Regions from separate parts of the Homo sapiens genome. Here region 2 is linked to region 1. A link is an interaction called in ENCODE POLR2A ChIA-PET data of the cell type or tissue named here. Cell type or tissue: PC-9. All regions are shown on one strand.

What was found. Peaks named below come from ENCODE experiments on the same cell type or tissue, not always from the same donor. Only the 100,000 strongest peaks of a DNase experiment are listed, where the experiment ranks them.
Region 2: POLR2A ChIA-PET joins it to region 1 with 28 read pairs; 6 of 35 experiments call an interaction of 5 or more read pairs at or near these places.

Annotation. Positions count from the first base shown.
Region 1 is chr10:77,942,084-77,947,083 of GRCh38, forward strand. No RefSeq gene overlaps it. Among named protein-coding and RNA genes, the nearest start is that of DLG5-AS1, 18 kb to the left of the region's middle. In PC-9, no CTCF peak of the experiment used is centred here; DNase peaks (open chromatin) are centred at 1,448 and 2,608; H3K27ac peaks cover 3,214 bases.
Region 2 is chr10:78,034,728-78,039,727 of GRCh38, forward strand. RPS24 (ribosomal protein S24) reads left to right here. Exons shown (of 6, transcript NM_033022.4): 2 at 625-690; 3 at 784-993; 4 at 2,467-2,577. Among named protein-coding and RNA genes, the nearest start is that of RPS24, 3.4 kb to the left of the region's middle. RefSeq lists an enhancer at 4,662-5,000. In PC-9, no CTCF peak of the experiment used is centred here; no DNase peak of the experiment used is centred here; H3K4me3 peaks cover 2,057 bases; H3K27ac peaks cover 682 bases.

The DNA of each region.
Region 1 (5,000 bases):
TTTTTTTTTTGAGACAAGGTCTCGCTCTGTCACTCAGGCTGGAGTGCAGTGGTGCAGTAATAGCTCACTGCAGCCTCAAATGCCTGGGCTCAAGGAATCCTCCCACTTTACCCTCCTGAGTAGCTAGGACTACAGGCACGCATCACCACATGGGGCTAATTTTTAAAAAATGTTTGTAGAGGCGGGATCTTGCTTTGTTTTCCAGGCTGGTCTCAAACCTGTGGGCTCAAGTGATCCTCTTGCCTCGGCCTCCCAAAATGCTGGGATTACAGGTGTGAGCCACTACACCAGGCCAAACCTAATTTTTTTTTTTTTTTTTTGAGACAGAGTTTTGCTCTTGTCACCCAGGCTGGAGTGCAATGGCGAGATCTCGGCTCACTGCAGCCTCCGCCCCACCCCACCCTACCCCAGGTTCAAGCAATTCTCCTGCCTCAGCCTCCTGAGTAGCTGAGATTACAGGCGGCTGTCACCACACCCAGCTAATTTTTGTATTTTTAAAATTTATTTTTAGTTTTTTGAGATGGAGTCTTGCTATGTTGCCCAGGCTGGAGTACAGTGGTGCAAACTCGGCTCACTGCAACCTCTGTCTCCCAGGTTTAAGCAATTCTACTGCCTTGGCCTCCCGAGTAGCTGGGATTACAGGTGCATGCCACCACACTGGCTAATTTTTATATTTTTAATAGAGATGGGGTTTTGCCATGTTGGCCAGGCTGGTCTGGAACTCCTGACCTCGTGATCTGCTTGCCTCGGCCTCCCAAAGTGCTGGGATTACAGGCATGAGCCACTGCGCCCGGCCATAATTTTTGTGTTTTTAGTAGAGACAGGGTTTCACCATGTTGGCCAGGCTGGTCTTGAACTCCTGATGTCAGGTGATCCACCCACCTTGGCCTCCCAAGGTGCTGGGATTATAGGCGTCAGCCACCGCTCCCGGCAAAACCTGAATTTTTAACTAGCATGCTGGGTGAATTTTATCAGGACAGTGAACCAGGACTCTCTGAAATCCCTTCCCCGGGATAGTCAACGAGGCTTTCAATTTAAACTTGCATTTGAAGCTTGCAGAGACTCACACTGACTTACCCAGGCCCTAACACACAGCAGCTGTCTCCATGGTTGCGCCAGGTAGTGAAGGATACAGGGCAGCAGGAAACGAGTCCCGGTTCTCAGGTGGATCCCGTGCTTCCACCTCTGTTAGAGCCCAGGCCCTGAGGGCATAGGGCCAAATTGCCACAGAGCTCCAGAGAAATCTGTCTCTCCCGTCCCCCACCCTAAGACTGAGCTGCTGGAGGAAAGAGGCCAGGTTTGTTTCCTTTTATTGGTTAACTCTCTTCAGTCGCCCCTTTCTCCTGCAGACACCTTGGGGACTTTTAGTAATTGTCAGCTGAATGAATAAATTAATGACAGAGGGAGACAGACGTGTTAACAGCTAACAGTAATTCAAGCAGAATGGAGTAAGTGCTAAATAGTGGTGGAATGAGTCATGAATGCTGACAGGGAAGGAAGAGGGAAAAAGGCATTCATTCTCTCCCCCTCCACTGTCAAAACAGTGCCTTCACTCTTCCTCCCTCCATCTCTCTTACAGGCACCAGAGAGCAGAAAATGTATGTGTATAGTTTCAAGAACAGTTCCAAAGCAAACACCCATATAGTCACCCCCATGTGCTGGCCCCCAGGATAAGAAATAGAACCTTGCCAGAACCTCAGAAGCCTTTCCTGGCCCCCTCCATGACATCATCATTCCCCGCCTCTTGCCCTCATCTAACTTCTAATCTGATTCTGAGGGGAATCATTTTCTTACTTTTCTTTTTTTTTTCTCCTTCTTTTTTTTTTTTTTTTTGAGACAGAGTCTTTCGCTCGGTCACCCAGGCTGGAGTGCAATGCCATGATCTTGGCTCACCGCAACCTCTGCCTCCCGGGTTCAAGGGATTCTCCTGCCTCAACTTCCCAAGTAGCTGGGATTACAGGCATGCGCCACCACACTTGGCTAATTTTGTATGTTTAGTAGAGATGGGGTTTCACCATGTTGGCCAGGCTGGTCTTGAACTCCCTGCCTCAAGTGATCCACCCACCTTGGCCTCCCAAAGTGCTGGGATTACAGGCGCGAGCCACCGTGCCTGGCTCATTTTCTTACTTTTCTTAATTTTTTTTTTTTTTTTTTTTTGAGACAGAGTCTCGCTCTGTTGCCCAGGCTGGAGTGCAGTGGCGCAATCTCGGCTCACTGCAACCTCTACCTCCTGGGTTCAAACGATCCTCCTGCCTCAGCCTCCCAAGTATCTGGGATTATAGGCACCTGCCACCACGCCCAGCTAATTTTTGTATTTTTTGTAGAGATGGACTTTCACCATGTTGGCCAGACTGCCTCTGGTCTCGAACTCCTGACCTCAAGTGATCTGCCTGCCTTGGCCTCCCAAAGTGTTGGGATTACAGGCATTACCACTGCCTCTGGCCATTTTCTTACTTTTCTTTATTGTTTGACTGTGAATGTCTATGTCACAAGACAAGACGTTGCCTTGTTTTGAATTTATGACCACACGTTTTCTTCTGTGGCTTGCTTTCCTTGTGCAATATTTTTTGGACTTTTGCCTGTGTCGATGCTTGTGGTGGTAGGTATACATTCTCACTGCTGCATGGCCGATTCTATTGTGTAAACATACCACAACTTACTTAGCCATTCTCCTGTGGATGGTCATTTGGATTGTGTCCAGTCTTTGGCAATTACTAGCAATGCTGCTGTATGTGACTCCTAATGCACACATCTATTTAATATATTTAAGAGGAAGTGCTGGGTCATGGGGTATGTGATTTTCAACTTTCCCAGCTAGTGCCTAACTGTTTTCTGAAATGCATCTGCTTCTAGACTGTCTCATTTGCAGTTCAACTTACTCAGTAGCACTAGGGTAGTCTCTCCTAACAGGTAATACCAATTGAACTCTCTTAGTTTCATCAGGGTAAGCGTTTGGGGAAAGGGGAGGATAAAAATGGTTAGGTGTGGCCGAGTGTGGTAGCTCATGCCTGTAATCCCAGCACTTTGGGAGGCCAAGGTGGGCGGATCACAAGGTCAGGAGATGGAGACCATCCTGGCTAACATGATGAAACCCTGTCTCTACTAAAACTACAGAAAAATAAGCTGAGTGTGGTGGTGTGTGCCTGTAGTCTCAGCTACTTGGGAGGCTGAGGCAGGAGAATGGCGTGAACCCAGGAGGCGGAGCTTACAGTGAGCTGAGATCACGCCACTGCACTCCAGCCTGGGTGACACAGTGAGACTCCATATCAAAAAAAAAAAAAGAAAAGGTCAGGTATGGTGGCTCACACACTAGCACTTTGGGAGGGAGGCTAAGGAAGGAGGATCACTTGAGTCCAGGAATTAGAGGCTGTAGTGAGCTATTATCATACCCCTGTATGCCAGCCTGGGCAACAGACTGAGTCCCTATCTCAATAAAAAAAAAAAGAGGAGAAGAAAAATGGTGTATAGAGACCCCCGATGGGAGTAAGCCCAAGGTTCATTGGCTACTGTGACAGTCAGTTAAATTATTTTTTTCTGGCTGGGTGCAGTGGCTCATGCCTGTAATCCTGCACTTTAGGAGGCTGAGGTGGGCAGATCAATTAAGGTCAGGAGTTTGAGACAAGCCTGACCAACATTGCAAAATCCTGTCTCTACAAAAATACAAAAATTAGCCAGGCGTGGTGGCGGGCGCCTGTAATCCCAGCTACTAGGGAGACTAAGGCAGGAGAATCACTTGAACCTAGGAGGCAAAGATTGCAGTAAGCCAAGGTCATGCCACTGCACTTCAGCCTGGGCGACAGAGCAAGACTCTGTCTCAAAAAAACAAAAACAAACACAAAAAAACCCAAAATAAAAAATTATTTTTTTCTGTGAGTAACAGAAATCCCCAAATAACAGCAGATTAAACAAAACAGAAATACATTTCTCTCCCACATAAATGAAAGTCTGAAGTCAGCTATCCAGACTGATACAGTGCTCCACGAGGTAGGTTCCTTTGCTCTTGTTCCACTGTCTCTGCAAATGGCTTGAGCTGCTTGAGCTCCAGCCATCACGTCTATATCCTAGCCAACAAGAAGGAGGAAAGACAAAAAGAAATTTTTGTCTCTTTCCTTTGAATACACTTTCAGAAAGTCACACAGGCACTGCATATATTCCAGTGGCCAGAGCTTAATCTCACAGAAAGAAAGATCTGCAAGTGATACTGGGAAATGTAGTCCTTGTTCTTGGTGGCTGTGTGCCCAGCTAAAATCCGGGAGTTTCATGATTAAGGAAGGAGGGAGAATGGATTTTGCAGGACAATGAACAATCTCTGCTATGGATATCCTTGCTCAGGAAAGCACTTCTGGGTAGGTCTGCCTAATGCCCTCACCACACACACTTACAGATACATATCTCAGAAGTCGAAATGGAGAGTAAAGTAGGTATTTAGCAATGCCATGTCTTTATTTATTTTATTTTATGTTATTTTATTTTTTGAGACAGTTTTGCTCTTGTTGCCCAGGCTGGAGTGTAATGGCGCGTTCTCCGCTCATTGCAACCTCTGCTTCCCAGTTCAAGCAATTCTCCTGCTTCAGCCTCCCAAGTAGCTGGAATTACAGGCATGTGTCACCATGCCCCGATAATTTTGTATTTTTGGTAGAGACAGGGTTTCACCAGGTTGGCCAGGCTGGTCTCAAACTCCTGACCTCAGGTGATCCGACCACCTCAGCCTCCCAAAGTGCCAGGATTACAGGCATGAGCCACCTTGCCTGTCAATGCCATGTCTTTAAATATTACAAGATATACTCTCTGTTCATCTAGGAAACTGTGGTGCCCAAATGGTGAGTATAATTAGTTATTTTAGGCAAATACTCTGCTGGATCATATGGCAATTTTTTTTTTTTTGAGATGGAGTCTTACTCTGTCGCCCAGGGTGGAGTGAAGTGGTGCCATCTCGGTTCACTGCAACCTCCTCCTTCTGGGTTCAAGCAATTCTCCTGCATCAGCCTCCTGAATAGCTG
Region 2 (5,000 bases), 93 kb after region 1:
TTCTCTGATCTCTGCTATGGCCATTCTAGAAGGATAGATTACATGTAGGTAGTGAGTACAAGGTTTGGGGCACATTTGTGCAAGACATGATAAACACAGTTCATTGAGTGACCTTTATATGAGCCACAGCAGTTTTTACCCCAGAGAAGTGATTCTCAACCCGGAGTGATTTTTCTCCTAAGGGAACAGTTGGCTAAGTCTGGAGACATTTTTGATTGTCACAACTGGGAAAGGTGGGAAGTGCTTCCGGCATCTAGTGGTTAGAGGGCTGGGATTTTTATAGTTATTCTAAAACATACAGTCCCCACAACATATCCATATGGAATTATCCATATGGAAATATCAGTAGTGCTGAGGTTGAGAAACCCTGCCCCAGAGATACACATAACCTAGTGAAGTAAGTTGTACAGATTCATGTGTAAAACCATTGTGTTTTCCTGGTATTTTATGTATTCCTTAGGTGTATCCTGTGAGTTTGGCCTTGCCCAGTGGGTTTTATTTACTTTAGTTCGCTACATGACTAATGGCTACAAATTGGACTGCAACATTCTAGGTCTTGGAAAATCACAGCAAGGCCAAGAAAAGTTGGAGTAGTTTTATTAACCAGAGTGTTTATGTTTTCAGAACGACACCGTAACTATCCGCACTAGAAAGTTCATGACCAACCGACTACTTCAGAGGAAACAAATGGTAAGGAAGGGCACATCAATCTTTGCTTAATTGTCCTTTACTCTAAAGATGTATTTTATCATACTGAATGCTAAACTTGATATCTCCTTTTAGGTCATTGATGTCCTTCACCCCGGGAAGGCGACAGTGCCTAAGACAGAAATTCGGGAAAAACTAGCCAAAATGTACAAGACCACACCGGATGTCATCTTTGTATTTGGATTCAGAACTCATTTTGGTGGTGGCAAGACAACTGGCTTTGGCATGATTTATGATTCCCTGGATTATGCAAAGAAAAATGAACCCAAACATAGACTTGCAAGAGTAGGTGTCTTTTCATTTGTTGATCAGCTCCTGAAGACCTATTTTTTCAATAGCGTTGTGTTGTGAGTGTGGTAAAAAGGGCAAGACCAAGCAATCTGGGATACAACTCTGAAAGGATTAAGAGAAAAAGTTATTTCATAAAATGCACAGGTGGAGTACGGGGGTTCAAAATTGAAGTCTGACATTTGAGCTGAGTTCAGAAGGGCAGCTGAAGTAGTGTTCTTGGAGATGGGCTAGGGGTAAGGATTGTTTTCCAGAGGAGAAGTAAGGGGATGTGTTTGGAAAGGTAGCCTGGCACCAAATTCACTTAGTTTGGATTAAGTCTGCATCTGGGCTTAAACCCATAGGTAGTCAGGAACCAGGAAAAGTTTTTGATTGTATACTGAGTGTCAAACACTGCAGAGTGAACTACAGCAGTGATCTGGGCAAGCTCCCCAGCTTACATTCTAGTAAACAAGTAAGCATCATCACCTCGAAGTGCTTGTTTTGTTTGTTCCTTTAACTCACTTTATCCTATCCTGTTAGATAAACCTTCCCATACGATAGCTGTGAGGGAAAATCCTGGTGATGTCATAGGTAGAGGCTGCACTTTTTTTTTTAGAGAGAGAGTTTAGCTCTGTCGCCCAGGCTGGAGTGCAGTGGTACAATCTCCTTGGCTCACTGCAACCTCCGCCTGCCAGGTTCACGCAACTCTTCTGCCTGAGCTTCCTGAGTAGCTGGGATTACAGGTGCGCACCATCATGCCTGGGTAATTTTTGTATTTTTAGTAGAGACTGGGTTTCACCATGTTGGTCAGCCTGGTCTTGAACTCCTGACCTCGTAATCCGCCCACCTCGGCCTCCCAAAATGTTGGGATTACAGGTGTGAGCCACCGTGCCCAGCTGAGGCTGCACTATTTTTAACTGACGTTCGGTCATGTTAAAGGCCTTGCTGAGGTGGTGACATTGAAGCTGAGATCCTTGTAAAGATTTGGAAGTAGTCTTTGTAAAGATACAGAAACAGTCTTGTAGGCCCCAGGAACAGCAAGTGCAAAGGTGGGCAGAGTGGAGATGAGTAGATCCGGAATCTCCATGATGTGGGGGTTGTAAATGCTTGTCTGTCATAAGGGAGTAATGGGGAGTTGAAATGGGAAGAGATCCCCTCAGCCACTTCGGAGGTGCCTTGTTTTGGTAGTGCAAAAGAAGAAAAAATAGTGATCTGTGAGCTCAAGTCTGGACAAGAACAGCCAGTCTCCCAAACTCCCTGTTGAGAGAATGTTGAGTGGACCATTTGTTTCCTGTGAGGCTATTCCATACCTAAAATCCCTTGATGATCCTTTCTGTTCCAGCAAAAACATGCATTAAATGTACTTGAAAAGTTTTGGTTTAGAAAGCTGTGTTTCTTAAGCTCAGACTGGGTCAGTTTCCCTACCAGAGTGGTGGGTAATGATTTTAATGTTTACAAGTCACCTGGATGTACTCTTTTCTCATTCAGCATGGCCTGTATGAGAAGAAAAAGACCTCAAGAAAGCAACGAAAGGAACGCAAGAACAGAATGAAGAAAGTCAGGGGGACTGCAAAGGCCAATGTTGGTGCTGGCAAAAAGGTATAGTTCATTAAGGAAAATATAGAAACGTCATTAATTGTAGGTCTTTAGTTTCTAGGAAAGAAGGGATCTTATTAATTTTTAAAATAACTTTTCTTAATGTTTCTTCTTTTCCCTCTTCTTCTGGATTACAGAAGGTAACATGTTTTAAGAAACTATGTAGCATAGTGTCTTAACACCTCAGTAAAGTAGCTTGGCCCACCCCTTGTCAGCTCACAGCACAATCTGGAGGCCACATTGGTTCATTGATCCCAGCTGGTGGGCACCTTTCAAGCCTATCACAAGAAGTTTTAATTTTACTAATTGGCATAGAACCTTCAATGCAGAGCGGATCCCATTCCCTGTGATTTTACTTATTAATATGGACACTGGTTTAAGAAGCAGTTGGATCAATGTGGCCCGTGTTTTCCTGGCACACTGGAAAGGCAACTGAGATCTCAGGATTGCTTTCCTCTCCAGTTGGCCAAGACAAGTGATTTTAGCGATAAGCAGCTTTTTACCAGCTTTGCTAGCTGTAAATAGTTGGACATTGTAAATCATTGAATAGAATTAAGGTGTTGGGTTGTTAAATTAACAAATAATCAAGTGTTCTGTGAACTTTTTTTTTTTTTTTTTTTTTTTGCTTTTCCTCTCTACTTTCTTGGATTTCTTGTTCATCAGAAATGAAGTGTCTAGCAGGTACTGAGATTGTAAGCACGGTGTGGGGATGCATCACCTTCACTGAGTTTGCTTTGATGATGCTTTGCATGTTGGCCTTTGGACGACAGTTTTATAGTATGGTCGATTATAATGCCAGTGCTATTTAGGCTGGTGCAAAAGTAATTGCAGTGGCAAAAACCACAATTACTTTTGCACCAACCTAATATGTTTTAAGATAGTATATTATGAGCAAAGGAGAAAACGTTTAAAATCATGTTTATTTTGTAAACTCCAAAATGCATGTTACATGTGAAGTGACTCACTGGAGGAAGGTGAGTACTTTACCAAGTAGGCACTTGGGAAATGCTGTGTCCACATACTTAGGAAATGGCTTCAGTTAACACTGGGCTTGGGAAGGGCTCTCTTATCCAAGGAGCAGTCTTCTCTGGAGCCATGAAACCAGCCTGGCAGCACTGGTAATAAACTAGTCTGTGAAATCTGGCAAAGCCTCTGTCCTGTTTGGATATACGCAAAACTGCCTTTTACCATTTCCATTGCTTTTTATTACTTAATCTCCCAACTTTGTGCCTGGTGTCTTTTTTTTTTTTTTTAAAATAGAAAATTTTTGAGGTAATTATGTATTCATATAAAAGTCTTTGGTGGATATGCTTTTTCCCACAAGCACTTGGTTAGAATGGCCCATTACCTCATTTGTTTATTTTTTGAGACAGGGTCTCTTGTCACCCAGGCTGGAGTACAGTGGCATGATCATGGGTTACTGTACCTCCCGGGCTTGGGTGATTCTCCCACCTCAGCCTCCCTTGTAGCTGCGACTACAGGCATGTGCCACCGTGCCCTGCCAATTTTTTGTAGAGACAGGATTTAGCCGTGTTGCTCAGGCTGCTCTTGAACTCCCGGACTTGAGCAGTCTGCTTGTCTAAGCCTTCCAAAGTGCTGGGATTACAGGTGTGAGCCACTGTGCCCAGCCTGTTACCTCATTTAAAACAAATTTTGCACATCTGAACAGCCTAAAATTGTAATGTGATAAGTGGGGTAGGAGTGGGGTGGGCGTAGTGGGATTTTGAATCAATGAAGGCCCTTGTTCTTGTGGCATCCTTTTGCAGTGATTCCCTGCCAGGCAAGGCAGTAAACCTGGGATTGCCTGCCCAGGACTGTAATCACATTGATGTCCCAGCGCCATGGAGTATGTAATGAATGAACTGCCAGCAGAACTACTCACTAAGAACTACTCCCTGTTTGTGAGGATTGTACCTGTTGAGAGAAGTTGCAAAAAGAATTAGTCAAAAGAATTAGTCAAAATTTGTCCTCTGACCTAGGTCTGAAGGACATTTAACACATTGATTGTTCTCTTCATCCAGCCTTTGAGCCCTATGAGTTAGTGCCCTTAGCCTTTGAGTCCCACAGGTATGGAGGAGCTACCTGTGGGGACCTGAGCCATCACTATTCCTGCTTCAAGTTACACTGGTGCCTCTCACTAGCACTGCTCTGAAAAGCCAGCTGGAAAAATCAATGCATTTGAGTACATAAATTCTTTGGCTCCAAAGAAATGCCATAGCAATATTGCTTTTAATTCAGTTTTGTTTAGATGTTAGAATTGGTATTTGTTCTTGCTTTTTGGTTGCGATGGAGTTATATACTAAGTTACTTATACTAAGGCATTAGTAGTCTCATATCTGAGGAGCAATTGTATTTTTAGTTCAGCTAAATTAATGCCTCTTTTTAAATACTAACTTGTACTACTTTTGTGGCTGTGAATGGTATCT